3 separate regions of the Homo sapiens genome follow, and regions 1 and 3 are each linked to region 2. A link is a loop called in an ENCODE intact Hi-C map of the cell type or tissue named here. Cell type or tissue: HCT116. All regions are shown on one strand. Each heading gives the region's core, and the rest is flanking DNA. Links, peaks and the distances in the headings are about the cores only.

What was found. Hi-C counts contacts between places; a loop is a spot of excess contacts. Peaks named below come from ENCODE experiments on the same cell type or tissue, not always from the same donor. Only the 100,000 strongest peaks of a DNase experiment are listed, where the experiment ranks them.
Region 1: it touches region 2 in a loop (13-fold over the local background); 2 of 110 quality-filtered maps call a loop at or near these places.
Region 3: it touches region 2 in a loop (8-fold over the local background); 13 of 110 quality-filtered maps call a loop at or near these places.

The regions. Positions count from the first base shown.
Region 1 is chr10:125,112,187-125,122,816 of GRCh38, forward strand. All of the region lies in intron 1 of CTBP2 (C-terminal binding protein 2), which reads right to left. Among named protein-coding and RNA genes, the nearest start is that of CTBP2, 43 kb to the right of the region's middle. RefSeq lists enhancers at 286-785, 4,739-5,564. In HCT116, for the core only: no CTCF peak of the experiment used is centred there; no DNase peak of the experiment used is centred there; H3K4me3 peaks cover 311 bases; H3K27ac peaks cover 752 bases.
Region 2 is chr10:125,034,372-125,045,001 of GRCh38, forward strand. It overlaps CTBP2 (C-terminal binding protein 2), which reads right to left. Exons shown (of 11, transcript NM_001329.4): 3 at 4,626-4,784. The coding sequence starts at 4,683. Among named protein-coding and RNA genes, the nearest start is that of MIR4296, 6.8 kb to the left of the region's middle. RefSeq lists an enhancer at 6,861-7,360. In HCT116, for the core only: a CTCF peak has its summit at 4,459 (motif pointing right); DNase peaks (open chromatin) are centred at 960, 3,000 and 4,490; H3K4me3 peaks cover 1,883 bases; H3K27ac peaks cover 4,095 bases.
Region 3 is chr10:125,623,978-125,634,607 of GRCh38, forward strand. It overlaps a transcript of TEX36 not described here. Among named protein-coding and RNA genes, the nearest start is that of TEX36, 54 kb to the right of the region's middle. RefSeq lists a silencer at 5,803-6,097. In HCT116, for the core only: a CTCF peak has its summit at 5,970 (motif pointing left); a DNase peak (open chromatin) is centred at 5,974; H3K27me3 peaks cover 2,640 bases.

The DNA of each region.
Region 1 (10,630 bases), core at 997-8,996, 78 kb after region 2:
ACTGCAAGCTCCGCCTCCTGAGTTCAGGCAATTCTCCTGCCTCGGCCTCCTGAATAGCTGGGACTACAGGCGCCTGCCACCACACCTGGCTAATTTTTGTATTTTTAGTAGAGATGGGGTTTCACCACGTTGGTCAGGCTGGTCTTGAACTTCTGACCTCAAGTGATCCACTGGCCTGGGCCTCCCAAAGTGCTGGGATTACAGGCGTGAGCCACCGCGCCCAGCCATCATTCTACCTTTTTCGTTTTTTTTTTTTTTTTGAGACGTAGTCTCACTCTGTCACCCAGGCTGGAGTGCAATGGCGCCGTCTCGGCTCACTGCAACCTCCGCCTCCCAGGTCCAAGGGATTCTCCTGCCCCAGCCTCCCTAGTAGCTGGGATTACAGGCGCATGCCACCATGCCCGGATAATTTTTGTATTTTTAGTATAGACGAGGTTTCACCATGTTGGTCAGGCTGGTATCAAACTCCTGACCTTCTGATCTGTCTGCCTTGGCCTCCCAAAGTGCTGGGATACAGGCATGAGCCACCATGCCCAGCCAACATTCTGCTTTGTAAACCATTCAAATCTTAGGAAGCTGTAGATACCTAAAAGAACTTCCCCTCTTTTAATGGGGCTTTTAATTAGCAATGGGGCTAATCTCCTAGGATCCAATCCCGTGACAGGCATTTTCCTGCATGATTATGTAGCAAGTCATAAAGAAGAACTGCTACACTCATGGTTTCCATTCAAAAGAAAACCATGCTCCCTGCTGTTTCCACTGAATTCAATGAGTCCTCCGACAGCCAGCTCCTGCTCCACACCTAGAACCAAGTCACTGGCAGGAAGGACTCTGAAGAACTACTCAGGAAAAGCATGGACTCTACAGTCAAGGTTATCATGTACCCAAGGTCAAGTAGTAATTCACTCCCAACTGTACACCACACTGTAACCCACACCTCTTAAGGAAGTAGATGGGAGACAGACATTCCAGCCTCAGAAGTGTTAGGAAGGGAGGGACAAGCATAGCTTTTCAGTAATCCCAAGCCTATAGTGACACAAGCATCTAACAGCCAAGGAACTATTTTTTTGAGGTGGCAGAGCTTGCCTGGCAAACTCCTATCCACCCTTCAAAACCCATCTCACAGGTTATCTTCTTTAACATCTTCCCTACTCTAGCTGGCAGGCTACTATATACCCTGCCCATCTCCAAGTCTCTAAAGGTTAAATGCCTTTTACTTAATCACATTTTATTTATCTTTGAAACATAGTAGGGAATCAAATATTTAATTAACTGCAAAACAGAATTTATACTCCTGATTAGTGTTGCTTGTCTTCGTATGTCACAGGCTTTCTCCTTCCATTTCCAATGGTTTACACAGAATTTCCAAAAATATAAAGGGATTGTATCTATTTTCAGGAAGTAGTCCCTTTTGGAAAGGAAGGAGGGATGGAAAAGGAACTGGGGAGGTGCACCTTAGCAATGACTATAACATTACTTGTTTTTGAACAATGTCTGAAGACAAACGTAGCAACATGTTAACATCTACCTAATCTTGATGGTGGGTACAGGTTCTAATTTGAGATATTTCATAGTAAAATTAAGTAGGAAATAGACAAGTCTGCCTTGTAGAAGGCTTCACAGAGGAGGTGACATTTCGTGGAATTTCAAGCCGGGCGTTCAAGCAACTGTGCTGCCTGTCCCAGTGAACGGCGACAGCTTATTTAGTGGAATAAGAATGTTAAAAGGCTTGGAAGACTGTCAGAATTTTAAAGCAAGTGCTCGTTGTTACTTGAAGGTCAAAAGAAGTACTTTAAAAAGACTGGAGCTACAGAAAAGCTAAAGATTCAAAAATACTTGTTTCAGCAGATACTTGCTGACAGTGCGGCGTGGACTAGTGCCCCGAGGATTCACCAGGGGATATTTTCTTGGCAGGATTTCTCTAAGAACTTCCAGGAGTATACAACGAGACGCAGAAATGACTTAGCTGATTAAAATCACCACTACTTCTGAACCAGCAACCGCAGGAGCTGAAGTGGCCTCAGCGTGTAACTGCCGGTCAGCATGCCCACCCCCTCCAAGTTCACGTGGCTGCTTCGGGCCAGACAGGGGTCCTATTTCTGGCCTGTACCATCAACCTGCGTGAACTTATTAAACATCCCGCGGCAAATGTGATCTGCCTACAGCTGATGACAGGGGGGTGTGTACTCTCACACATCCCAGAAGAGAACCGCAGCACCCAGAGATGGATTTGGGGGTGGGAGTCCCAACCAGACTGTGGTCAGCTAGTTCCTGCACCTTCCACATATAGGAAACTCACAACTGAGGCTGCAGTACCTAGACAGGACCCCCTACCCCACCGCCACTGCTTGGGTGTTTTGTTCTTATACTAAGTCAGGCATACAAAAATTACGTTTTAGGTCTGTAGTGAATAAATCCTTTTCTTAGAAACTAAATGAGACTAGAACCTTTAGAAGCCTTCAATGAGCCCTAAAAAGGTCTTGATGGGGGCGTCTGAGAAACTCTGGTGTGGCTCCTTCCAGGAGGACTGGGCCTGCCTTCACTTGAACTCATAGCGTTCTTTCAGAACAGCTTCTGTACTCTGCATGGCATGGAAGGGGTGCCCACCCACCCACCCAAATGCAGAGATAACAGAGGCCAGGCGAGCAGCTCAACCTGGCCTGGCCCCCCCATGCCGCCTGCTGTGAGCAGCATTCATCTAACCAAGTGCCCGCTTACCTACGCTTTCTCTGCAGGAGGGATTTCTAGTGATATTTCTGCCATCTGAAGCTCACATGTGCCAGCTCTCGTTAGGACTTGAGGCTTTCTGCTTGAACTCACATTTTGGCTGTCTAGGCTCCTCCTCCTACTACTGTCCCGCCGTGGATGGCGAAGGATTCATCACCCCTGCTTCAAGGTGGGGCACCTCCTGCTGCCTCCTCTTGAGGCTGGCCCTGCGGCTGGGTCACACCAGCCAGAGAGCAGAACTTCAGCTCAGCGTGGGCATATATTAGGGGAGAAGAAAGACTGATCCTAAAGGGGCCCTTGCACCCTGGAAAGCCTTATCTGAAACTGACTCATGGTTTCCACGGGTCTGGCTGAACGGAGCACCACTGTGCGCTGTGTTCCTCACACTCCAGGAAGCACCGTTCACGTTTACTGCTAAAAAGAGAAAACTGGAATGTGTCCACAAAACCATCCCTTAGGCGATCAAAAGTTTCCCACAGGTAATGGACTCTGGGAAGGGACAAGGGAAAGAACAAGGAGTTAGCAAGAATTAATCCCAAGTTCCGCAGGCCAGCATCGGTGGCTGAGAAGTAGTATCCTGCCTGTGATTTGGAGGTAACAGCATCTACCTTCACAGGTGGTCAGGCCCTTTGAAAGAGAGAACCCATGGAAGGTTCGTCCCAAGGCCTGCATACAGCAAGCACTCAATAACTGTGTGTCATCATCAGACTCCAGACATGTCTCCAGGCTGAGGCCGTTATCCACCTCTTCTAAGAAACTCATCTCTGCCTAACTCATGAGATAAACAGTTGACATTCAGCACAAGAATCCAATAGTCCTAATCAGGTCATTGATGGTTAATGGTTAGGCATCCCAAGCGTTCCCCTCCCTTGAAAGGTGGCCTCACTGCCATCCTGTGGTATGGCTGTGCTCAGAAAAGAGGGATTGCGTAAAGAACCATCCAGAATTCTGCACTTCTGCCCCAAGCACAGGGCATGGTAGCAGGTCAGAGTAGTCTACAGTCTTCGCCCCCTATACTCCACACCCCTGCCCACCACAAACATCCAGGCTTCCTCAGAGACCTCTCTGGACTAGATGCAACATCAACTATGACCTCAAACTCCTGGATCCTTTCAACAGGGATTTCCTGAGCACCTACTCAGTGCCAGGACTGTGCCAAGCCCCAGAGGCACAGGAGCAAAACAGAAACCTGGTCCCTGCCCCAGGGACTCAGGAGGGGCCACCGACTCCAGGCCCGAACCCAGCACTCAGCCCCCGCCCCACTGTTGCCCAAACCACCGAATGACTGTGCCACAAGGTCCCAAGCAAACTCTGGGGCCAAGGCCTGTACCCACGCCTCACGTAGAGACGGGTAGTGTGCAGGTCACAGTGCCCCACAGCTGGCCTGAGGTTTCTGGAAGCATGGTGTCTGTTAGGACGAGTGAACGCCCTCTGCCTCACAGACACTCCCTCGGCACCCATGCTGACGGCCTTCTCAAAATGGGCCCGTCACATGGGTACCCAGGAAATGTCCCACCCTTCTCCCCACACTCTGCCCCTCCTCCCAACACTCTGGCCCCCTTCAGAAGGGGTGACTTACCATGGGGGTGCTAAAAGTGGGACCCACAGAAGCCGAGCTGTATCAGAAGCCGAGCTAAAGCCACAGCCCTGGGGATCACGCCCACCCCTCGGAGGCATCCAGACACAGCTCAGATACCCCAGGGCAAGCCCCCTCTCCTAGCCTGACACTCCCTAGAGCACCACGGCACTGCCTCGGGGTATCAGTCAGTATGTGGGAAGGGGAGGACTCTCAATGGTAGGACCACAAGGAAGACATGTAGCTGTTTCCCAGTCCCTGAGCGGATGGCATGGAAAGTGGTGCCAGGGGCTTTCCCCACACATCCCATAGCAGATCCTCCCAACGATTTCAAGTTCAAGGGCAGCGGTCAAGGAAAAGCCTCGGGCAAAATCTTGTCAAGAAGCCAAATGCTCTGCCCCAAAACTGACCTGCCTACAGCAGCATGAGGCAGGATGGTGGCCCTTGACTCGAGGCCATGAGAAGCAGCCCAGAGGACCCATGGGTTCCCTGAAGGACCAGGGACAGGCACTCAGCTGCCCGCCTCCTTTCCTGCGTACCACAGTGGCTCCTGGTTCACACACCCCCAGCCACCCTCAGTGCAGTCTCTGGCCACCTGTGTGTGAACACGGGCCACACCTGTGCTCTCCCACAAGGCGACATCCCGCTCCCTGGCCTTCCCAACCCTCCTCTGCCCCGACTCTCTTCAGTTGCAGTGAGGACGCGCAGTACAACGCATTGTAACGGGGGCAGTGGGGGGTGGCACTGGGATGGCCGCCAGCTGGCTCTGCAGGAAGAGGTCATGTGCAGTCCTGGGGGCTGCTGGGGGTAAAGACAGGCATCCCTGAGCAAACGGCAGTGGGAGATGCCACCTCTCCTCACTTCTCAACTCTGCCACCGAGCACCACACAGTGGGGTACACGTGTGACCCATGCCCTCTAACAAGGACTTCAGGCTGCTACCATGACAGCACAGCTCAACGTTGCCTGGGACGGCACCCCCCAAGCCCACCATATTAATTACGCGCCTGGCCAGCCTTTAAGGACAAACCCACCCTGAGAAAGGCCAAGCTCACTGGGCATGAAGCAGTGTGGAGTCCAAGTTTGGTTGGCACATGGGGAAAAGAAATACAATAAAATGACAACGTCTACCAAAGGGCTGAGTGTCAGATACACACTGGACAGGAATGAACAGGGTGTACCCGAGAGGTTGTCACTTTAGCATTGCTGGATTATTCCTTCCCGAGATTCAATTCCACCAACTATTGCCTAGTAATAAATAAACCATATTAATTAGCTTGGAAACAATTATCCTTTATTCAGGGAAGGAAAAAACAACAACCCCGAAAGCTAATTCTTTCCATGTCCCTATACAGCCACGTTGGCACAGAGGCACTTCAGGTGAAATCAACACTTCATTATGACCCCCTGATGCCCAAGAGTCTCAACTCTGAGAAGAAAAATGCCCTCTAGGCAGAAACTTTACATACACAGTCTTTGTCAGAGAGTGTTTATGGAAATTTTACAATATTAAATATATTCAGCTGGTTTTAAGAATGTAAAAAGGCCCAACAGCCAAGATTTTAGAACTCGTCTTCCAATAGAAGGCCAACCAGTGGAAAACTGGAAGGGAAGTCTTGGAATCCTGCCACTTTTTAAAGAAAAATAAAATAGGATATGTTTCCAGTGTTGTCTCAGATGTAGTCAATTAATGTGACCATTCCCCTGCTCTTTCAGCTTTCAGCTTTTCTAGATGACAGGGCCAACGGACTTGAGACGAGCTGGGTGACAAGGAGGAACTTGAAGCCCTTGCGGCATTAGCTAGGCTTCTAGAAGTGCCCCATCCGAAGTGGCTCCAGGACGGAGAAATAAACAAGGGCGTGAGATGGGAGAATGCCAGATGGGAGTCCTGGCAACAACTGGAGAAAGGAACAAGGAACAAATTGATAAACGGGTGCTGCTGATCGGGGCTGCCATGGGCCAAGTTTTGAAAGGGGGGAAGAAAAGTGGATCCACGAGCAAGCAGCCCACACAACGACGTCATTTTGTGAATTCAAGCTGCATTCCCACACCCAAAGCTGCCCGTGGGCCATGGAAGCAGAGGCAGCCGGTGTGAGCAACTGGACCTGAGGCTCATGGGGCCTGGCTGCACCCCCACACACCTGTACCTGAGTGGGGCACGACAGTCCTACTTACAGACAAGCCAGGAAATCACCTGAACTTGAAAGAGACCAGTGCAGTGGAGGCGCTGGGGGGTGGGAGGGGGGGATGGGGAACGCTTAAAATCAGCCTGGCTCAGAGGGAAGCCTGGCCCTGAGGTCCCCGCAAAGGCGCGCAGCTCCGAAAGACAAGTAGAAAACACATCCCAACTCAGAAGCACTTGAAGGTATCCGTCTCTAGTCTTCCATGGTTCCACACTGTAAGTGGACAAGGCGGCTGCTGGTGGAGGTGCACACACCCCTGTGAGATGGTCAGGAACCTGCCAGAAGGAGCGGACATAGGAGATGGCTCACTCCAACTGGTGGCCACTACTAACCAGCTGGGGCATCCTGGTGTCAGGCTCCGGTCTTGCTTTCTCCCTGATAGGGTGACCAAGAGGGGTTTTCTGAGCTCCTTTCCACAGGGTATCCCAAGGACACCTGATCTAACAAGGGCCAGACTATATATTTACTATAGGCCCTACACAGGGCCAGAAGGTGAGCAGAGGGGTCTTCAGACATTCAGAGCACACACCCATACCACAGCGAGAGATGGAACCTCTAAAGCTGGCAGGTTTTAATGCAAGATCCCCTGACCAAAAGCAGGATGCTGGCTGCTCTGAGGAGTCAGCGAGGGTGTGACCCCCACTCCCACTGCGGTGGAAGGAGTGGGCATCTTTTCTGTAAACTTGAGATTCCATGCCCCACTCCACTCTCCCCCTAGGGAATCCTTAGAAAAGTGGTCAAGATGTACCAGACCATGCTGGAAACCAGAGTAGGATAAATTTTCTCCTGATAGAGCTGTACAGGGATATGTCAGACACTATCCATCTCAACAATTATGTATTTACTAAAAGTATTTCAAAATACTTCAAAGACATAGGAAAAATACTTATAGGTCAAATGGAAAATAAACTATGAAACATGTATTCAAATCTCACATATTTTAAAACATTCTTCAGTGAATCTCATTTTTAGTATATACGTATATGCATAAGAGACAGAATAGATCCAAAGTGTTATTCTCCATGCTAAGATTAAAAAGGATTTTTACAATGTGTAACATAACTATCATTTACTTATTTCTTATACTTTCCTGTATTTTTCTATTTTCTGCAAAGAGCATGATTTCCTATAATATGGAAAAATGTGAGCTGTGAGCTCCTGTCAGGAGGGCTCTGAAGCTGGGGTGCAGAAAGTGAGCTGCTGCCTGGGCTGCTTTGCCTTGCAGGTTTTCGGGCCACACCAACATTGTAAAGTGGCCCCATTTAGGATGTAAGTCCCTGCGTGGCTGCTGTACTACAAAGGTGGGTTTTGAAAAAAGCCAAGTGTCCCTCCACCCTCATGCAAGTTCGATACAGAAAAGGATGTTCTCTTGGGGATTTCAATGCAGATGTCTCAATTCCAATAGCCAATCAACCTGGGAGAGAATTGGTGGGCTGGAGAGACACAGCGAGAATCCCTTGCCCCAGCGAGGATCTAGGACCCCGACTGATGCCGGGAAAGAGGCACAGCCAAAGCCTTGTCAGGGCTCAGCCAAAGGAGACTTCCCAGTGGGCTCCAGCCAAGTCCTTGACCACAGATTAGACTCCAGCAGGATGAGCAGGAAGATGAGCAGGAAGTGGCATTTAAAAACAAATGAAGTGAGAACCAAATGGCTCAAAGTCCACAGTCCCTGAAAAATTACTTACAAGCGTGACCAGCTTTACATATCAACACCATTTCTTTTTTTCTTTTTTGAGACGGAGTCTCACCCTGTTGCCCAGGTTGGAGTGCAGTGGTGCAATCTCGGCTTACTGCAACTTGCACCTCCCAGGTTCAAGTGATTCTCTTGCCTCAGCCTCCTGAGTAGCTGGGATTATAGGCATGCACCACCACGCCCAGCTAATTTTTCTATTTTCTGCAGAGACAGGGTTTCGCCACGTTGGCCAGGCTGCTCTCAAACTCCTGAACTCAGGTGATCTGCCCGCCTTGGCCTCCCAATGTTCTGGGATTACAGTTGTGAGCCACCAGCCAACAACATTTCTTTAGAGAAAGGGTCTCACTCTGTCTCTCAGGCTGGAGTGCAGTGGCATGATCATAGTTCACTACAGCCTCTACCTCTCGGGCTCAAGTATTCTTCTGGGCTCAGCCTCCTGTACAGGCACGGGCCCCCAAGCCCAGCTAATTGCCCTGCCCATGTCAACACTATTGATCAATGGACTACATGTGCAATACTGACTGGGAAAGTGAAGTTAGTAAAATTAAGGTGGCCAGATATCGGTTCCTTGACCCTGACTCTCTCACATTGCCTTCCCCTGACAATGACCTCACCCTCAACCCTTTATCTATTGCAAAAGGCATTACATAAATGGGCTGCCTGTTCTGTAACTGGTTTAGATGGGCAGATCCATGAGAGCAGAGACAGAATCCAAGTTTTATCCTGCAAAGCTCAGAGACCAACCAAATGGTAAGGAGCCCTTGGGTGAGGCTGTGAGTCACCCCAGGAGAGTGTTCTCTCCCTCTGCTTTCTCTTCTTCCCCCAGGAGCCCAGGTGTGGTCACCTGTACCTCCCTCATGGGGCCACAGCGGGAAGCACAGGCAATACCAATGCACAGCGCTCAGCGTGGCGCCTGGCACGCCAGAGGCACCCAAGTGTTAGCTGTATCATATACCAAATGCTTTACTCACACGGCTTGGTGAATTCGAGAATCCACAGTCCTGGAAAGAAAAGAGGCCTGAAGGAAACCGGGTTCTATTTAATTTTAAACTGAATTATGAACCCAAACCTCAAGGTTGGGGGAGATTTCAATTGAAAATGAAGAGTATCCTTGCTGTGGAATGGAGCAGCAGCTAAACCCACCATGTACAAACTACTCACTTTTCAGACTCTGTACTTTAAAAAATCCATTTCAAGGCTATGTATATCACAGAAAATAGCATATGAAGAAACTCTGCAAACACAGCCATGAAGGAAGCACCCAAAGACAGAACTGAATTCCCGGGTCCAAAATATATTCCCTCTAGAAGCAACTCATTCTATTTTTAAGAATTAATCACAGTGCCAAACGAATACAACAACATCTAGAAATGGGGAAAAAGGCCTGCGTCCCCCAGACCATCAGCAACAAACTCCTTTCCACCTTGCGCCACACCACGCTGTCACCCAGGCTCAAGAAACACATCACGGAGGTGAAACCTCCCAAACAGCAGCCCCTTCACATTCAGCCAAAGTGAGTTCCGACCACCCAACTCTGATGGTCCTCGATGCAGGTGACGCAGCCTCTTACCAGGGGAATCTGGGATGGGAGAGAAAAGCCAAACTCCAGACCAACCTGCGGCCCACCCTAACCCAGGCCTGTGAACCAAGAGACCTTCCAGTCCTGGCTCCCCAAAAAGCAAAGGGCACTTGCCTACAATCAGCAGCAGGGCTGGCTTTAGTCTTGATTCAGGAAAAAAAATAACTGCAGAGCCCCTAAAGGACATAGAAATATTATCTATTGATTCATGCGCATCAAGTCACTAACACTGGGAATCCTGAACTAACTTACACACGTATGTAACTGCTCAGCCGCATTTCTGCAGTTTGGAAAGAATGGACAACCTTTCAGCATGGATGTTCATGAGGGTAGCAATTCACAAATGCTGTTCTCACATGATGAACATATAAATACACACAAGTATGTATGTTCAAAATGCAGGGCAAGCGTGCTTTCTGAATGAACAACTCAACATTTTCACTGTGAGATTAGATTCTTGGGACTTGTAATTTTACAGTTTTCACTGAAGCATGCCAAAGCCACATAGGTGCAACAGGCCTTCCTCCTAAAGAAACCATGCCAGCACAGCCCTCACTTGCCTGGTGCACCGGGCCTGCACCACACGTATTATTATTCTGAGAGCATGAGCGCCAAGAAAGAAAACCGAGACTCAAAAGCCCAAGGGCTGTTTCTTCATGTTTCAGTCAATGTACACTGTGCAAACACATGCAACACAGATGAACAAAACTCACAAGGTGAAGGGGGTTCTTCCACTCTTTCCAAAATCAGCCAAGCCAACTGGTACAAAAGTCACTCCCAATACGACCCCATGGACATCTGCTGAGACGCGACGAGGTAAGAGGGGGCTGTCGACATGACCAGCTCTACTTGTCACCAAGCAAGGGTCCTGTC
Region 2 (10,630 bases), core at 866-8,865:
CTTGGCTGTTTCCTGAACCTTTACCTTTGCATAAGATTGTTTGGGTATGTTCATTTGTGCTTTGGGGTTTTAAGGCATGTCTAGTTGACTATTGTATATTTACATAGCTAATGTAATTACAGCTAATCACATAATTGCTGGAAATGTGCATAATTGCCTGATCCCAACATATAATTATAATGTATAGCAACATTATGAATCCCATTTTTAAAATCCACATTTTGGGGCTATTTAAAGTTATTTATTAGAACTGTTTGTGGACTACCTATAGGCAGGCTTCAACTCTGTTTCTTTACGAAGCGCTCAAAGTGCTTTAAAAAAACAAACAAAAACAAAACAAGTCCTGATTTTATAATGCATCTGTACAAAGATAGGTGAAAAGAAAACAGCTACTCAGAACAAAAACAAATAAATCTTAAATACCAAACAAAACCATTTGTCAACACTCTGTGGATTATGTTCTTTCCTCGGGGAAAGAGAAAGTCACTCTCTCATCCTGGAGGCTCTGATGGGTGTTTGCCAGGCAAGGAGGCTGCTGGAAGAAGGAAAGAGCCAGAGGGACTTCTAGACCACTTGGGTAACCTTGCTGACCCTGGAGGCGCCTGTCTTTGTTCCTTATACGTATGGATGACCTTTCTTGGGGGTACATCCCACTGACATGTGCTTCCACCATGGCAAGTTCAACCCACTGAGAAGAGCAGAAGAGCCCGCGACACAGAAGAGACCCACTGGGGAAACTCCCTTCCACCTCATCCCCGGCAGCATCTTCTCAGACTTCTCATCCTCCTGCGACAAAGGTGATGCAGAATGAGATTCCCAGACTTTCTAACTATCTATGTGTTTCACAGAAACCAGCTTGTCTCCTTTTTCCTCATATCCACCCAACCAGCTCAACGTTCTCATTCCTTTTATCCTCTGTGGTCGTGAGAACATTCCAGAGGTGCGGAATGTTTCATGAGCTTGTTTATTTAAGAGGAGGTCCCTTTTATTTTTGCAGAGGAAATGGAGAAGCACCCTCCCTGAGTCATGTTACAAGGGGACTACTCACAACTCAGCTGATACCATCCTCGGGGGACCATTTTCCACGTCTCTAACACATTCGAACAAAACGCAGTAAAACGAAACACATACTTTTTTCAAGTTGCAATCGCAACAGCCGCAGGAAAGGGGAGCAGTGTTTACAGACTGATTCTATCATAATCCACAAGAAGCAGCTCTAACAAAAAGTTACCACCAACAACAGCCATTGTGGTTTATTAAGTTCTACAAACCCAGGGCTCTGCAAGATGCTCTTCTGGGTTCCCTTTGCAATGCTGAGTGATTGTTAGCTAGCCCTCATTTCCAACCAATAGATGTTTGGGGCAAACCAAAGGAGCTCTGGCATAATGCGATAAAGTAGGTACTAAAACCCTCCAGCTGGTGCAGTTCACAATGTCAATTATGTCAGCAGACTAAACAGATAGGAAGATCTCCATTATACTTGAGAATGAGGAGACCACAATCTTGTTCTGATCAGCCTGTGTTACGAGAGGGCTCCTTCGTAATAATTCTTACATGGTATTATAGGATTGCTTGATAGCAGGCATCAGAAAAAAAAGGAACAATTATAAATAGCAAACTCAAAGAGTTACATTAAAAAAATTAAAATGTGGCTTTTACATTGGCTAGAAAGACCATTATTCCAGCTCATTTGGCTGGAGTCCCAAAGACTGTCTGTGTCCTGCTCTCCGAGTAGAGACACAGCCTGGCGGAGTGAATCCCCACGGCAGATTCTGGGCACACAGAAGGATCAAGCTCCATGCCACTTTTTCTTGCTTTGAAAAGTTTCAAAGAGGAAGGGGCTGGACAGGCCTTAGAAAACAGGGAAAGGTTGTACAAGTATCTGTGCAGGGGTGATGCTCAGATTCCAGCGGAGTACCTGGAGTGGGACCCTGGAGAGGCCTGCCTGATTCCAGCCTAGGGACCCACGACCAGGGCTTGATGTTGGCATTGTGTAGCAGGCGGGAGGGGACGAATTTTAAGGAGCTGGTGTATCCAGACACCAAGAGCAGGAAGACAAAGTTCCTACAAGCCTGGGAGCAGACCGGGTAAGCACAGCAGAACATGGCAGCTTCATGCTTTTAATCATTTAGAAAGAAAAAAAAAACAAACCTAAGGGACGCAGAAGTCCCTGTGTCAGGTGTAGGCAGTGGGGAGGGAGAAAAAAACAGTTTGACAGGCTCTCTGCATATCAATACAGAACATTCTACAAGTAGTTGATAGAATAGAAACATGGTGAGAATTCAAAGCTAGAGGGGGTGTGTGTGTGTGTGTGTGTGTGTGTGTGTGTGTGTGTGTGTGTGTGTTTGTGTGTGTTAGATGTTCAAGGCCTTCAGGTGGAAGAAAGAGCTGAATCCAACAAGCTGGTATGAGAGAAGGCCAAACAGAAAAAAACAGACTGCCCGGGTTCCTGGGTGCAAACTGCCTACTGCTCAACGCCTCTCTGGCAGCACCTGTGAGATGGGTGCCACCTGTCCTGACCCATAACAGGTGCCACAAGGACTAAGTCAGCTTATACATAGGAGGAGCACCAACAAAGCACTTGGGACCAACTGTGAGTACTTAATGAGATGCCTAGGGAGCTGACATATAGATGGTGACCCACACTGGAGTAACTGCATTTTGGCCTGTCTGCGTTGATAGTTATTGAGAAATTTAAAATATATAACTGCAAATGTATCTGGAACACCATGCATAGACAAGGTAATGCAAACTTCTGTTATAAAAAATTGGCTGAAAATTTCCTATTACACATGAAGGGGGTGGGAAGGTTGGTGAACCATCCTTCAGCACCTGTCTGGATGGGACAGAGGGTCTGCAAGCAGACAATGGTTTTGCCCAAGTCAGGTTTATACAGCCATGGAAACACACAGAGGAAACGCTGCTAGCTCTTCAATCCCATTCTAGTTTCTGATGCAACATCCCTGGAGAATCCTGGGTGCAGGGGGTGGAGTCAGCCCCAGAGGCATTCCTGCTAGTAACCTTGGAAAGCTGAGTCACGAGCGTGTTCCAGAAGCAAGTACTCAGTAACCTCAATCAAGCACCTTTACAGTGGAAGTCAAGAGTAAATTTTACAACTCCCCATACAATCTGGTGAACCTATACTGTGGAATAGTCTACAAATCAATGGGGCCTGGGCTCTTCAGTAAGTCCAATGTCTCTGAAAGTCAAAAAAGCCCAGGGGATAATTTTAGACTAAGGAGACTAGAGAGATGTAACAACTAAACACAATGCGTGACCCTTATCTATTGCACAGGCAAAGAGACGTGGAGGAAATGCGAATATGCAGCCTATACTAGACAATACTGTCCCTGAGGTTAGATTCCTGGGGTTCATTCCGGTACTGGGAGCAGTACGAAATTGGATAAAAGGTGCCATGCCATAGGTAGTCCAGAGTAAAGTGCTGCCCCTGAATTTTTTCAGATGGTTCTGGAAGAAAATCCATCATCTACTCACACAGTGTCTATTTATATGTATATCTCTATCTTTATCTCCCCTCAAAAGAATCTGGAAAACTGAATGGAATATTGGTGTTCACTGTACCATCCTACCAACCTCTCTGTAGGTTTTTATAATTTGTGAATGTTTACTTTAAAAAAACCCTTTAACGCCAAACTCCTTATACTGAACCCCAGGAATGTCAGTGCTTTTGTGTTCTTGCAGCGCAGAGTTCTGTGAGGCCATGGAGTCACTCAGCAGAATGTCTATGATGTCCCCACCCCGTGTGGCATGAGCCACATCTACTTATAGGACAGACAATTCCATATGGGCAGCTGCAGGGGAAGCCCTGTGGGTTGCATATTCCTGTCCACAAACTGGTGGGTCAGCTACTAAACTTCAGCGTGTGCGTGAAGGGTGCAGAGGGGGCTGCGGAGCCATCTTCGCTTCCCTCCGAGAGCCACCCTGTAGGGCAGTACCAGCAATCACCCTGAGCAAAGAGCAGCCCTGTAGCACTGACCCCATCTGGCAGGTGCACTCACCCCTAAACCCGAACCCACACGCTGGTTTCTTACCACCCGCTAGCTGGAAGAGCGCAGTGCTTAATCAACACTTCAGAGTTTTGTCCCCAGGTTTCCATTAGATTTTAATTATGTTTATTTTTCCTTTCATGAACAGAACACTTCCAGACATTTCCAAAGATACCAGGGACATGAACACACCACGAGGGGCAATGCTGGGCTCTTCAGGAATCTCATAGTATCAGGGAATTCAGCATTGTAAATATCTTAATCCAAAACAGGTAAAGTCCTGAGATTTCAGGAAGTGAAAAAAGATGGTCCTAATCAACACCATCTTTTATATGCAAAATAACCTTAGGTACATGGAAGACATAGACCTCAGGGCCCACCAGCCCTGAAACTGTCCTCCTAGTCCCCAACCCCGCCCCAGAAGCCAGGCCTTGTCCTAAGCCAAGGCCAGGCCCACGGCCAAGGACACCCAGCAGAGGGTGCCAATGGTATGCAGTGTTGGAATCGGAGGAGGGACTCTGGCTTGGGGAGTGGCACAGCCAACTCAAGGGAGCAGCCAGCGAAGATTTGAGTGAGGGACTACGTATGTTTGGTAAAAACCGCCAAACACGCTCTTACCTTCACAAATTCTGTCCAATCGCTGTCTCTTGACTTTGTGCTTATCCACAAGGGCCATTCTTTATGGAACTTTGCAACTCTCAGATCAAAAGGCAAAGCAGTCCTCTAAGAACTTAGGGGAACTTGCAGGAGTCTGCGTGCATGACGCCACTATGAACCCTGAAACAAGGAGAAAAGAATCCTTACTCTCTGGAGACCCTCTGGGCACAGGACAACAGCTCACTGGGGACTTAACTGCTACTTTCTATAAGGGAACCTGCCATGCGGACACATGGGACTTGCTCTTTTCCCAAAGCACTGGGAATGGAGGCTGCACCAAGTGCATCTCAGCCGCCTCCTGCTTCTTATCTCATAATAGAAAGCAAGTGAATGCACACAAGACAATCGTCAGTTATTTCTGGAAGCAGCAAATTCCAACAGATCTCTTGCTTTTAACTTTAGGGCTATAAATTCCAATTTACTGACCAATTTGAAGTGTAATAAATTATATTCCAGTGGCAGAGACCAAGTGACAGCCAGTTGGACCTGCCCCAAACGCACTCACACTGAGATGCAGACGCACACCGTGGCGACTCGAGGGGCTCTGCGAAGGCCTGCTGCCAGGTGAGTTACAACAATGCTTTCCAAAACAGCCGCGCAGGGGTCAGGGGTCAAAGCCACAGCTCAGCACAACACAAAACCCTGACTCTACCACGTGAGAACGCGGGTGGGAAGCCCCAGCAGCTCCTAACCAACGTTCCTCCGATGCCGCCTTCCTGAACCTTCCTTGCAGCTGGAGGGGACCGCAGTCAGCACCAGCAAGGGCAGGGTCCCAGGCTGCTGGCCTTGACACTTGGTTCCAGCTATATGGGCTGAAGTATTTCTTAGTGTGAGAGTGTAACCATCCCCATGACGTTTCAGGTAGAGGTGAGGCTGATGGAGGAGGCAAGAAAGGTCTCCCATGTGGTTTGGGGTATGTGGGATTCTCTAGAGGGAGACCTGACTGCGGCCTGGGGAAGAGGAGCTGCTGCCCATCCTCCTTCTCAGGAGGATCTGAGCACTTTGGAAGCCTCTGACTGTCACCAATGTGCCCGGTGAGGTCCAGATCATTAACAGCTGTCCCCAATATCCCAGCTTTTAAGTCACTGCTCTGGAACTGCATTCTTTACATTGATTAAAGGAGGCTTAATGAATCTTGGCCAGGCACGGTGGCTCATGCCTGTAAGCCCAGAAGTTTGGGAGGCCGAGGCGGGCAGATCACCTGAGGTCAGGAGTTCGAGACCAGCCTGGCCAACATGGTAAAATCCCGTCTCTACTAAAAATACAAAAATTAGCCGGGTATGCTGGCAGGCACCTGTAATCCCAGCTACTTGGGAGGCTGAGGCAAAAGAATCACGTGAATCTGGGAGGTGGAGGTTGCAGTGAGCTGAGGTTGTACCACTGCACTCCAACCTGGTGACAGAGCAAGACTCTGTCTTTAAAAAAAAAAAAAAAAAAAAAAAGGTGGCTTGAATCTCAACTGGGAAACAACATTTAAGGCCCACTCTATTGTCTTCTGTATTTTTTTTTTCCCAAGGAATACAATTAAATCAGTCTTATTTTAAGACCACCACCACAACCACATACACACACACACACACACACACACACAGAAAAAGTGGTTCTCAGTGATCTAGCAGAAAGAAAGAGGAGAGATAAAGATAAAAATGAGGCCCAAGGGGTAGAAATGAGGATAATGATGTACGGTCATCAGTTATGCAAAACATTAAGAGTTACTTTATCAAAAGGTCAGACTGCAGGTCTACCAGGTTTCTGTAAGTTAACGGCTAATTTCCCAGCAACGAAGCTGAAAAGGCATCCGAAAGATTTATGGCGATAATTACGTGATTCTCCATAAAAGAGCTACGAAAAAGCACAATTTCCAATCACATAAATAATTAATGTAACATCCCTGAGATACCAAACCCTTTCAACGATTGGGAAGTTCCCCCAAAACGGGGACTGACCATATCGGATCAGTCAGGAGATGGAGGTTGTCATAGAATGTGTGGGGTTACCCTTGAGCAGATCCATGTGGACGTATTTTAAAAATTGGTTTTGCTAGTGTTGGCTTTTTTATTTTTGGTGAGACAGGGTCTGTTCTTCACTCAGGCTGGAATGCAGGGGCAAGCTCATGGCTCACTGCAGCCTCAACCTCCCAGGCTCAAGCAATCCTCCCACCTCACCTCCTTAATAGGTGGTACTACAGGCATGTGCCAACATGCCTGGCTAATTTTTGTATTTTTTGAAGAGATGGGGTTTCACACCATGTTGCCCAGACTGGTCTCGAACTCCTGAACTCAAGTGATCCACCCACCTCAGCCTCCCAAAGTGCTGGGATTACAGGTGTGAGCCACTGCGCCTAGCCAGTGCTGGGCTTTCTGAAAGGTAACCACACAAAAAAAGAGTCCCTAACTATAGCCAACTTAAGAGTTATTGGAGTGGGGGCGGGGGGCCAAACCTATTGATCTGAGCTTTTGTCCATCCCCACCCCCCCCCCCCCCACCCACAAGTGACTCTAGGTGAGGCTGACCAGGGAGGCTCGGGCCAGCAATTGTCATTTGCTCAGGCGCAAGCTCTGATGGTCAAACTGCAGTCTGGCCCCTCCTTGACTCTGTTGTAAAAACAGATTTCCACATCAGCTGCGTCATCCAAGGGGGGAAGAGAATTAATCAGTTAATTTTTGTGAAGACCTCGGAGATGAAAAATGACAGCATTATAATCTGAGGCAAGGGGGGTTTCACACCCTCCTCCCCCAACCCCCGAGTGAGGCGTAATCATTCCTTTTGCTTTCCTTTGAATTTTAATTTGTATAATTAGATGGCTTCCTGAAAAATTGATAAGTAGAATCTCAATCATGCAATCAAAGGAAAGATCAGCCATCAGCTTCCACAAACGCCAATATTCCACTATTAAAAAAAAAAAAAGAGGCTGACTCCCATGTCTGGCTTTTTTGGGGGTGGGGGTGGGGGAGGGGGGTCACTCTGTTCTGGACCTTCTGTGGGTTCCTTTCTGCACACCCCAGGCCAGTGGCACCGACCCATGTTTAGGGCTGGCCATCTTGGCTCCCAAGGCCACCAGCCTCTGGGTCTGGTCTGGGCAGTGACCATTGACTTGTGTAGCCTCAATCCTCTCCCCCGATATCTCTTGTGCAAAAAGAATGTATGAAATGTGACATTTTCCTCCTTAGCCCTCCCAAGGAGCAAGCTATTTACGAGGACTTAATTAACATAACCATCTTCCAATGACAGCCACAGGCCCTCCTTAGAGCTGAGCTGCACACAGCGGCCTCCAGCTGGTCTCCATGCTGAGCAAGCCAGCACCCCCGATCCACGCTGGCTCTGGGCTCCCTGACATCACAGCTCTCTTGGTGATGCCTGCTATGAAAACCAGGCTCCACTCATAAATCAATTTTTCCCCCCTAAACACCAAACAATACGGGCACAAATAAGGAAGGAACAAAAGCAGAGGGAACGTGTTTCACTATTCCACTTCTGCTGAAATTGTTCCTCAAATCATGCCAGGGGCGGAATCGTGGGTGGAGGGAGTTCTAGACCCCACTCGTGGAATGAGCTTGGATGAGCTGTTCTGGAGACTCAGGCTCCTTGTCTGTAGAATGGGATGTCACTGTGATGTCCCAGAGTGGCAGTGAGGACCAGCCAGTGAGGATATGCACAAAAACACTCGGTGGGAGCCTGCAGGTCTCTGTGAGCTGCTCCTGCCTTTCCTTTGACACCCCCTTGCACACTCATCCCCGCAGCGAATAATCATTCCCTTCTGGCTGAGGCTGGGAGGTAAACCTCAGTGAAGGTCAAGGTCAACAGGAAAGCTGTATCTTTTCAAAAGGAAGAAGAGTGCCCTGAAGCCAAACCGCACAAGAAACACTACCTCCTCCCAAAAGGAAAGTTACGGGTATCACAGGCCAAACTCCAACCAAAGATCAGAAACGTGGACCTTAAATTTTATTTGCTTTAAGTGAGGGCTGTGATCTAGGGCTGAAATATTTGGTGCCAAGAAATTCAACTCATTTCTGAAGATGAACAAGGCTTGGAAAAGAAAGCCACTTGTAGATACTTGGTTGTTTCCAGAGGGGACGGGTATGGAAGATTTGTTCCGTGGAGGTATCACAGAGAATGTGACATTTTTGAAGACGTGAGAGAACAAAAAGGAAAAACGGCACATTTTACAAACCCTTGCTTGGCTATCAAACTCCAACATATCCAGAATCAAGGGCAGGGGAAAGGGGAGGGTTCCCCTCATCAAGCACAGTCTAAAATCTGGGCAGGTTAATTTTACTCAATGACCATCACCAGCTCCTCGCCACCATCATGAGGTTCTCTACCAAGCGCCCTTAAGGTTACACAGCACAAAAACCTGGGATCAACTCAGTTTTATAGACCCTCTCGATTTCTTTTCTTTTTCTATTTCTTTTTCTTTTTTGAGAAGGAGTCTTGCTCTGTCGCCCAGGCTGGAGTGCAGGGGCGCAATCTGGGCTCACTGCAAGCTCCGCCTCCCAGGTTCACGCCATTCTCCTCCCTCACAGCCTCCCGAGTAGCTGGGACTACAAGTGCCGCCACCACGCCCGGCTACTTTTTGTACTTTTAGTAGAGACTGGGTTTCACCGTGTTAGCCAGGATGGTCTCGATCTCCTGACCTCGTGATCTGTCTGCCTCAGCCTCCCAAAGTGCTGGGATTATAGGTGTAAGCAACCGTGCCCGGCCGACCCTCTCGATTTCTTGACTCCACTTCCTAGCCTTCATCAAGAATAGGCAGCTGAAGGGATTTATAGAGTAAGTGCATGCCTTTGACAGTGCCTTTCTTCAAAATGAAATTTCTCTCAAATCCAGTTAAACATGATGATGGCTTTCAATTCTTTCAAGGAAATCTATTTAAACATTCTGTTAATAAAGGCAGACCGAGTTTCACAATATGCTCACAAATTAATATCATCGTAGTTAAGCAAGTCCTGCCAAAGTTCTCTGAGTGTGTCCCCGGAGAACTCAGATCTCACTGTTAAGCATGAGTGGGGCGCAGACTTTCTGTTTGAGAGGTTGAGGCGATCCAATGCAGGAAGAAAAGATTCCCTGCAACCCAGATGGCCGCATCAATGCACAAGGTCCACCACCCTTCTGAGCCTGGGATCCCAAACGACAGGACTCACTCCTGGAAAGCTTCCTTCACCGCAGCCTACAGGGCCTCTCAGTGCACCCACAGGCTCATCCAGGAGCCTGTGCGACCACTGTGCCAAGATGAGGAGACAGCAACAGTCCAGGCGGTGGTGACACCCAGCTCTTGCACACATAGCCGAGGATCCTGCTGGTGTGGTGCTGGCGGCACATCTGCAGATACGGTGCCAGTTAACAGGGCCTTGAGAACGCCAGCCCACCAATGACTTCTGCCCAGAAAACACTCTGACTTTTCATCCGGAGTTAACAGCCACATGTGCTCAGGCCACCTCAAAAGAGCACATTCCATAGGCTTCAGAAGCCAAACTTGTGCAACAGATGTCTTTCTTAGGAAGAGAGCTGGGTAGAATCTTCTGAACGGGTGATGAGCATTTTATTTTGTAAACTACACTTGGAAAAAACTACTAAAAACCAGATATAAGCAGGGCACAGTGGCGTGTGCCTCTAGTCTCCCTCCTCAGAAGGCTGAGACGGGCAGCTCTCTTGAGGCTGTGATGTGCCACGATCGCACCTGTGAATAAAGCCACTGCACTCCAGCCTGGGCCACCCAGTGAGAGCCTGTCTCAAACTTAAAGCAACAGCAAAGCCAGATATAACAAAATAAACGTCCTAAAGGAGTCAGGGATCAGTGGGTCAAAAAGCACTGGCCCAGCCTTTGATTAAATGGCAACCGCAACACCACAATTAATAACAAAATTACTAAAACTGTACTTTAAAGGAAGGAAATGAAGCTTTTTGAGAAAATCAGGATAGGAAATGAGCTTAATGGAGCCAATTTTCAGAACGGCAGCTATGGACCGA
Region 3 (10,630 bases), core at 1,243-9,242, 590 kb after region 2:
TGGACAGGTTGGGAGGTTTTCTAAGATGTTGATAATTTTTCCCTCTTGATATCATTAATTCTCTATGTCTCTGCTTTCAGATTTATCTGCAGTAACTTTTTGATTCTAAGCTGGACAAACTGCAGTCCTGAATCCCTTCTCCCAGTTGTGAATTGTTACAGGCTCAGAAAGGCAAGTTAATCTTAGTGTTTGTGGAAGCAAAACACATTCTGGCTGTTGAATCTCTTGATCTTCTCCCAAGACCTCCCTGCCATTCACTATCCCCCTAAGAACTTCCCAAATGACAGTGAGAGACACCGATGCTCATGTGAATTTTGACAGGATTCTTTCTCTGAGCTCGGGGCAGGTGCGGCTCCACACAGGTTGAGTGTTGGGGGTAGTCAGAGACCAGAGAAGAAAGTGGGGAAACCCAGGGGCAGACATCCTCATGTCCTCCAGTCCTGAGCCTGTTTGGGCTCTGAATCAGACCAAAGGATTTGATTCTCAACCCTGTCCTGCAAAACAGATCAGAGGGTCCTGAGGAAGAGTTGCAATGGGTCATGACTGGTGGGGCTGGTCATAGCCAGTCAGAGGTGCCATACAGCCCCAGAGGTCTCCATACACTCCCCACCAAGCTTGTTCTGGTGAGCTCATCTTCATTGGAGGTGGGGAATGACCCTTCCTCAAGATGACCAAATACTCATGAGATGTATAATTCTACAGAAAAAAAAAAAAAGGCCTGAAAGCAGCAGCAGAAACAGAAACTGTATGAATTTTAAAGGAGTGTTGTCCAGCGCACTTGGGGAAATGGCACAGAGGGTTTTGTGAGAGGGGGCTCGGGGGCAGATCCCAGGGAAAGTGACTGTCCTTTCCGCAAGCAAGCACAGCCACCTAAGAACAAGCCATCTTTTTGCATAAAGAGATAAGGAAGGGGCACAAAGGCGGGCACAGATGTCCAAAGGCAAGAGCCGTCAACACAGGAGCCAAAACTGCAGAGGAGGCCAGGGTGACCTTGGCCTCTGGAGAACAAATACAAGCAAAACAAAGTTTCCAGGAGACATGCCAGACAATTGAGATGGCAATCTCTCCAGATCTGGCAAGGGCAACACCTCTTCCAGAAAGTCCGTGCTGACTCTTGCACCTCCCCAGTACTCCAGGTGGCCCCTGGCTCAGCCATCACTCAGCTTTTCTCAGGACACGCAGACGATATGCGTGCATCCTAATCTCCCACCAGACATGAGCCCCTCCTGGGCAGGACTGCCTTATTCAGCCCTGGGTCTAAGCCCAGAGCCCAATTCCAGGCCCAGCACAAAGTAAATGTTCAATTAAACTTTGGTGACAGGAACTGAAAATAGTTTAGCACCCCCCACCAAATCCACAAATTTTACTTTGTGGGTGTGCAGTGTGACATGGAAGGCCATTAAAGGGTTTGAGTAGAAGACAGAGAGTTGCCCAAATTGAAGGTAAAAGTCAGATTTGATCCAAAGGTTATTTTGATGTTCTGGATCAGTTCATAGTTTAGTCTAAAAATGTTAGTTTCCATCTGGGGGTTGGCAGAATTGTGTGTAGTAAAACCTCAGTGACATGTTCTCTTTCAAAAGGAGAAATAAGAGGCAGACTGGAAGGTGAAACATGACACAGTTGTTATAAATAAACTAATTTTAACAACTTTATTGAGATGTAATTTACATAACATAGATATAGAACCATAAATATGTCATACGTGTTCAACTAGATGCAACCTCTCACAGAGAGCAAGGAACAGAACGTTGCCAACACCCCAGAGGCGCAGCCCTGGACTCTTCAGTCTTGGCACCTGACCCAGTGCAGAGCCACTTTCGTGGCAAATACTTTCTGTGTATCTACCGGGCTATGTTTCTCCAAGCGATGCCACCGCTGCTACAGGTGAAGGATTTCCTCAACTCTGAGCACGCTCCCTCTGGTCATGGGTTCTGTCGGAGTTGGTATAGTGGACACCGAGGTGTGCCGCCCAGACCGCCCCCTGCCATGAAGGAGGCATTACCCATCACCTGCTCTCGTAGACACCTTCAGGGACCACGGCTGCAGAGAACGACCTCACCCAAGGTTACAGACCAGTGCAGGTGATAAAGGTCAGGCCATCTTAGCCCAACTCAGGACAACTCTGAAGGGCCATTCTAGCTCAGAGCACCCCTGGGGTCAGCCAAGAAGCCACTTTTCTGCCGCTGCCCAGTCCTGCTCCCTCCTCCTCCCTTCTACAAGTTCGGTCCCACGAGCCCTCCCTGGTAAACAACCTGCACACTGAACTCCACCTCAGACTCGGCTTGCTGGGGACCCAACCTGCAACAGTCGGCTCCCCATTCAGCCTTCCTGCCTTCACTTTCCACAGAGGGTGCTGAGTGCCCCCTATATCCTGGGCCTGGCATCAGGACTGGCCAATGTTGACAGAATAGTCATTAACGCTCATGTGCCTGCTGTGGTGCTGTGCTGTTTACAGAGCACTTTCATGCATGTTATCTCATTTCCTTTCTTTGTCTGTGCATTCATTCATTTACTCCTCATCCAACAGACATCGTGAATGCTTGCTCCACACAGAAGTGAAGATATAATGAAGAAAAAGACCTTTCCTTCCCCTGGAGAGCTCACAGTCAACTGCACAAGGCTGATGTCAAACCAGAGAATTCTCCCAGGCATTAAAGCCATGATGGAGCAGACACAGAGGCCATGAAGTGGGGAGAAGGAGGGCAATCAGGGAGGGCTTTCTGGGGAGGTGGGAACTCGGAACCAGCAGCTGGAAGCAATGGGATCCAGGAGAGCACTAAATCCAACACCGAACACTACAGTCATCCCAGCAGTGCAAGAAACCTGCACACAAACCAAGCTACTCAGAGGTTTCTATTGGTCTAACCCGGGATGGCAGGAAGTCAGAGACGTCTAATGGCCTTGCACTTCCCTCCAGCACGACCTCCTGGAGGCTCCTTCCCACTGGGGCCTGGGAAATGGAAGAGAGGAGACTGAAAAGGGAAGGAGGGAGTTTCCGGAGGGGGCTGGTGGGATTGCAAATGAAAGAATAACAGGATCTTGGAAAGCTGCCCCAGGTCCCACCTCAAGCACTGGATTAATTTAAATCCTTCTTTGCCACTTTCCAGAGTCAACAGGATTTGCTAAGTGTTGTATCTCCCGTAGGAGAAGAACCTTGAGAGAAAAAGATTTTTTAAATACATGTAAGTGAGATGTTTTCACTAATCTGATTTTGGGGCATATTGACACTTGTGAAATATTTAAATGCTTAATTGTGCTGTCAGACACACTACTTCAGAACATATCTGGATAGAAGAACAATGAGCATTAGATTATGCTTTTAGATGTTACAGAGATGAAAATATATCTTGGCTATTTATCAAATTAATCACCCTATAATCTAAAGACAAATGGGATTCCTAGGGCAGTATTCAGCCAGTAATTTAATGCCTAAGTTTTTCTGATCAATAAACCATTGGCCTGTTAGAATATTTAAGTCATGCTTAAAGTCATTCAGAAAAAAAAATCTATTAACTTAAGTTCTTGAAAGCATGTCTTTAATTTAAAACGTCATTTTCTATTTAAGCATTGCATTTTACATTATTCTAAAACAATCCTGATCTTTTTTATCTTAATTTTAATAAAAAGAGTGAAACAAATATTTTGAATCAGAACTATGGCATAATGTATTGTCTTTTGTTCAATTAATATTTTGTTCAACAAATATACAAATAAATAATGCCATCGCATTGTACAACTCCAGGGGACACCATTCCTGTTTTATCCTTGAGAAACATCCAGGTCTGCGTGAGTCCTTGGGACACCAAGGGATAAAACAGAGCTCTGGGAGCTGCAGACGCCAGCACAGGGCACTGCAGAGCCCAGAGGAGGGTGTCAGTCTCACTGGTGGATTTGAGAAGGTGCCAGGCGGTAACACCTAGAATATCAAAGCCACAGGAGACTCTTCAAAGATTATCCAAATGAGAGATTAAGAGACTTGTCCAGGCTAACTGAAGTGACTGTAAGACCAGAGTCACAATTTACTGCCTGTCCAAATTTAGTATGCCTACACTCACTGGTTAAAAATTATGCAATTTATTGGTGCCTTAAAAAAACTATTAATAAAATGTATTTGAGACCATGTAATGATAAGAAGCATTTGGCACCTGAAGGAAAAAAATGCAAGTGTGGTGTTGTAGAATTCTGTCCTATGAAAACATCTGGCTTTGTGTGCTTGTCGTGGAAGGGAGCAAAGCTTTAAAGGATTCCATCTGGAGTCACTGCATTAGCTGTGCCCACTTAATGCTAACAGGCTGCAAAGCAGCGCATGTTCTGTCGAAAATGATTTCCACCTCAGCACCCTGAATATGGAAGCATAGTTAATGTCCCACTATATCTTATTTGTTATTGTGGCCTCTGGTGTGGGTTTGTGGCTGCTGTGCAAAGTCTTCCTGGAATCATATTGCAGTGAACCTTCAGAGAGGAGAATGGAAAAGAAAAGAAGCTGCTTTTTAGAAGTTGCTTTCTTTTGGAATAGATGAGCATATCAGTCTCTAATAACACTGACCAGGAAAGGCTTCCTTTGTCTTGATTTTTCTCTCCCGATGATGATAATTAGATTTCCGGACACAGGAAGGAAGTGTGGAATGGAGCATCGTTTTGGAGGAATCTTTTAGAAGTGCTTCTTGAGATCGTGCATGAGTATGCAGCTGGTAAAGAAGATGCAGTGTTCATCTACCATCTCTGTTTTCAGAATCATTATTCTAAAGATTTTTATAGAGCGAAAAGCTGGGGGATAAAAAGTAAGAGTAGTTAACTGTCTAGGGAGTGCCTGCTGCATCCCAGACATTGTCACAGACATCCCAGGTGATGCATGATCACAGGGAGACTTGTGGCTGTGGTAGGGGGGACAGAAGAGTTACTGAGGACTGATGACGCATGTGCCGGGCATGGAGTTTCATGCTTTATATCCACTACCTTATCTATTCCTCACAACATCCTCTTGAGGAAAATAGAAGTGTGAGCTCCATTTGACAGGCGAGAAAGCTGAGGTTAAGAAAAGCTATTTCATTGCCCAGTCATATGACTTACACCCAGCCTGGGAGCTCCATGGCCTCTCTGTAGTTCGGAATTTGTGCAGGGCAAATTGCAAGTAAGCCATCAGTCAGAGTCTGATATTTCAGCCTGATCTACATCATAACTGCAATTAAGCTGGGCTGCAGAGACCAGCACTGGTCACTCACAAAAAAAGGACTGACTGTGTGGTGTGCAAGGAGCACCCTGTGATAGAGACGATCTGAAGTTCATATGAGATATTTTGAAAAAACAATTTGTAATCAGAAAAAACCCATGTTCTGAGAAACCTGTTTCCTCATCTTTCTTGAAGAAATTGAGGCGACTTCAAATTTACCCAACGAATTACTTCATTTTAATGTCAGAATGCATGGGGGGAGGTTCTGAGGTGAAAGAAAAATCAGTGTAATTGCTTCTTTTTTCAAAATCACATATTACTTTGTTCATTATAAAATAATGAAGCATTATTTAATCCAATTATGAAATAAATGAGATTGAGTAAATAGCACATCTGCATTCATTCGGTGATATAAAGTCAGGAAATGTTTATCCCACTGACATTTAAAAATAGCAGCTCTATTTTTCTTAGTAATTAAATTATAGGTGTTTTCATGACAAGAATATATTTTATAATAAATACAAATATGGCATTGTTAAATTAACTGTTAGGGATGAAGGCCTTCCCAGCTGGCTGGGTTTTGAAATGTAGATTCACTTCTTCAAAACCGAAGTCTATCCATCACCATGATCAATATGAAAGAAAATCATCAGTGAATTTTTTTTTAAGTCACTGTGAGAGACTAGGGTTAGGTCCGCAAGGCCCTATTCCAGTAAGTACACCTGCCCTTTGGATGAAATTTTTTTTAAGTCACTGTGAGATACCAGGGTTAGGTCTGAGAGGCCCTATTCCAGTATGTACACCTGCCCTCTTGTGGTATGCATCTGTATGATCACATACTATGCATTTTTAAGACCAGAAGACATACAATATTCCAAGTGGCTGTCTATAAGCCAAGCCATAGGGCCTAGTCCTCAAATAGTTCTGATTCTTTACAACAAGTGTTTTCTAGACGCCTCCTCTGCTAGGCATTAAAAATCTCAATGTGCTCATATTTAATGACAGCTATAATGGAATGAAATTATTTTATTGGCATTTTATTATTTATTTTGTTTCAGCTACTAGGGGTGCATAACAAGTTACCCCAGAACTTCATGGTGTAAAATGTCCATTCTCCGAGTCAGGAATTCAGACAGGGGATGGATTATCTGGGGTCTCAGGAAGGAGGCTCAAAGTCTGGGGGCTGGATACACTTGAAGGCTTGTTTACTCCAGTGGTGGATGAGACTGACTATAGGTGGGAGCCTCGGTTTTTCTCAGTGCGTGTGGGCTGTTCATGTGGGCTAGTCTGGGCTTCTTTAGAGCACAGTGGCTGTGTTGCAAGGATGAATGTTCTGAGAGAGAGAATACTAGGCAAAAGCTCTATTCGTTTTTATGATGCAGCCTCAGGAATTAGACATGGTCACCTCTGCCATATTCTACTGGACACAAAGGGCCAGTTCTTATTTAGTATGGGAGGGGACTGCCTAAGGACATGAATACGGGGAAATGCGAGTTATTCGGGCATCTGGAAGGCTGACTGCCATGCATGTCGATGGGAAACTAGTGTCTGTTAGGGGGATGGCACCCGGTCCTAATGCACTCTCCATCCAACTGCGAGCCAGTGTGGAGGGTTGACGTCCCCTCCCCTTCCCACTTCCACTGGAATGTCTCCAGGAAGATGATCAAGGGGAGAAGTCCTGAGAGAGGAAATTACCCAAGGGAAGAGACCCAGTCTTCCAGGATGTAGCTCTGGAGTTAAAAAGGGAGGCCAGAGGCGGGGCTGTAGCACAGATGGGCAGGAGGGGGTCAGGCTCCAGGGAAGGGTGGGAATGGGACTTCTCCCTATGCTCCTGTCTCAGGTTCTCTTCCCCATCCCCACTTCTGCCTGCTTTTTAAGAAAGTCCCATCAAGGACTTCTGGGAGAAATACGAATGACTAATAAACATTTTTGAAAAATCTTCAATCTCACCAGTAACCCTGGAAACAGACACTGAAGCAGCAAATCAGGCATGCTGAAAGGATTTTATTAGGCAGGAAAGGTATGGTCAGAGTGCTTTCTCCAATGACTACAACTGCATTTGATCAGAACATTGACTGCTGCCTATAATTATCTGAGTACATCTCAAGTCTTAATTCAGATTTTTTTAAATGAGTATTTTGACTCCTAAAAAATAGCGGGTATTTAGGAACACCAGCTGCTGACATTGTGGTCACTAATCATGAGCTATTTCAGAAGCCCTCTGTGTAGCCACACACCTTCGGGGTGGGCCTCGGCTGTATGACGGAGGAGAGCCCTGTCCTGATCTTGAACATTCTGTGTCATCGCCGGAATGAGAGAAAAGCGCATTTTCTGAATGTGTTCTCTTAGAGGCAGGAATGATCAACTATAGAAGCCAGAGGAGGATGCAACTCATTCTCCTTGGGTTTGGAGGGATTTAATAAAATGGAGTGACCAGGGGCAGCGTTGGGATGTGTGAGGATCCAGAGAAGATGGATTGCACCTGGGTCTTGAATGACAGGTGAACAGGATTTTTTTCTAGGTCCTCCCTTCTGGTGGGTAGGGGGAGAAGCATTCTAGGTACAGAGAACAGCATGGCCAAGGCCCAGCGATGTCAACGCGTGCTATATGTGTGGGAAGTGGCAGGTGCCTGGTGCCCTGGTTGCTGACACAGAAAGTGAGTATTTGGAAGCAAGTGAGGCCACTTGCAGAGGCTGGTACAGAGTGGTCAGGGGCCATGCAGGGAGGACGAACTTGGTCCACTGGTGGGGAGCCTGGCATGGTCTTTTAAGCAGGAACACCAAGCAATCAGGTGTGTATTTTAGGAGAAGCCCTCCGTGTGGTGGCGTGTGGAGGAGCAAGAGGATAGGACAGAAGATGGCAGCAGAAAGCTGGAAGTGAGGGGGATCTGGGGCAGTGTGTGTGGGAGTGGGAAGAAGGAAATGACGAAAGAGACTGTCCTCAGGCTGAATGGCAGGGTGTGGGCAAGGGGCATCTATGAGGACTCCCAGGCTTGGGGCTTTGGTGACTACATAGATGGCAGTGTCTTCAAGCAGACAGAATGTGGACTCTGACGAGGAGAAGAGTGGTCTGGGGGAGAGGTGGCACTCACATTTGGACTGGCTGAGTTGATGTGCTCGTGAGACGTCCAGGGAGCAAGTCCAGCAGAAACCAACCCTGGTTCTGCCTTGGGATATTTATCTGGTGAAATCCTCTTGGCTTGTCTGTGTGTCTTCTACCCACTAAGATGCACAGTCCTAAGGGAAGAGACTCTCCTTCTTTGTCCCGCATCTCCTGTGCCTAGTACAGGGCCTGGCACCTTGGAAGGTTCAGTAGACTTAGCTGGATAAACGGCTCTCTACATAAGGGACTGGCCCACAAAATGCGTTCAGGAAGAGAAGCTAAGGGAGGGAAGAGGGCCCAGAGTGTAACTCTGAGGACCACCTTTTGAGGAATGCCTAGAAGAGAAGCTGGTAAAAGTGATGGGAAATAAGAGAAAGGAAAGAGCGGGAGAACAAGCCCAGCTGGTGTATCTGTCACCAGCTGCACGAGCTGCTCAGCTACAGTCCCTGTTCCACCTGGCAGTATGGGCTGGGGTGGGCCAAAACTAGTTCCGTCCGCTTTTCTGCAGGATCCCCTCCCAATGGACAGCCAGGTGAATAAGCCAGCTCATGTCTCTTGAGCCATTTTCTTACCAAAGATCAGAATTACATGCACACTGGCCAGGTGTGGTTCCCCTGTAATCCCAGCATTTTGGGAGGCCAAGGCAGGTGGATCATTTGAGGTCAGGAATTCAAGACCAGCCTGGCCAATATATGAAACCCCGTCTCTACTGAAAATACAAAAATTAGCTGGGCCGTAGTGTCATACGCCTGTAATCCCAGCTACTCCGGAGTCTGAGGCAGGAGAATTGCTTTAGCTTGGAAGGTAGAGGTTGCGGTCAGCCGAGATTGTGCCACTGCACTCCAATCTGGGTGACAGAATGAGACCCTGTCTCAAAAAAAAAAAAATTATATGCATACTTCACTTCATTGCCTCATCTTTCCACTTTGTCTCTCCAGAGGGAAAATTCCCTAAAGACGGTTAATTACCTGAAAGAATTCAATAGGTGGAAAGACCTGATGAGAGATGATTTTTTGTTAATGGTGGCAACTTTGGAAATCCGTAGGGATCAACATCTCTCTAGATGAAAGCTAAGAAACCCAGTCTGCTGATATTTGGTTGAATTTCTTGGGCTACAGCTGATTTGCTTGACATTGGACACCTCCTGTAATGCTCTCAGTTCTGGGTAATGGCATCTGCTAAATAATTAGCTAATTGTTTTACCAATCGATTTTTTAAAAACATTCCATTGTAAAACCTATATAGCAGGAGAAAATGTAGAAAACAGAGGGAAAACGATTTCCCCAAATCCTGCCCCAACACAAAGGTTCTGATAGCGATTGTGCACTTCCAGTCCCTCCCCATAAGCAGACGGCTTTTTAGTTGCAAACACCATGTACCTCGTATCCTGCTTTTTTCCCACTGAACATTATCTGATTCTTTTTTATGAGCAATGAAATTTGATACGAGGTGCTGCTCACATGATGTTTGGAAAAGACCGTTGTTGGAAGGATTGGTGAGTACTTTCTAAGCCCCATCGACATCAGGGAATCAGGAAATTAAACTTTTTATTTATTGGTCTTTGACTTTCCCATAAATGGACACGGTTCTACGTTGTTTGACTGCATTGTAAAAGCAGACGCCTGGCGAACAAAGGCATGCCGATGAGTAATTAGGCATTAAGCGGGAGGCAGGGAGCACTTTATGGGGCCCTTTAGTACCCACCCCTCTGCCTCTAGGGTTCAAGTCTACCCCTCAGCATTGGATACCTTTACTTTCTTGGATTAAAACAAAAAAAAACTTACTTTTTTTGGAGCAGGGAGGTTGTTTCTGGCTTTGTTTTGTTTTTGCCCAGATGTTTAAAAACAATGAGCTGACCTTTGTATATTCATTTAAGGGAGGGGATAAAGGATGTTTGTTACATACATGATTTTTTAAAAATCCTGTTGTCTGAATCTTATTAATCTTGCATAGTGCTTGAGTGATTGGGGACTTAAAATATAGAGAGTGTGATTCCTTCAGCAGAGCCAGCAGAAGCCAGGTCCCAACTTTGCAACATCTCTCTTTGATGCCAAGCAGAGGAGGTGACCTGACCTCATTTACCTCCACACATTTGATGTCATTCCGGAGAGGGTAGGTTGTTATGACAAGTTCTTCTGTGAGCCCACTGGGGTTTTTAGTCTTGATCCGAGTACTGATGGGGGAGCAGTTTTTGCTTTGGGCACTTTTCCTTGTGAAATGCATCTCTTCATCTGCTTAGTCCAGAGCAAACTTCTTATCTTCTCTCCCTGTGATCACAGCTATTAAATAAATAACAAAAGGGAATCTATCTTCTCAGAAGAAAAACTGAAGCATTCTTTTCTGCCTTGGTAAAAGGTT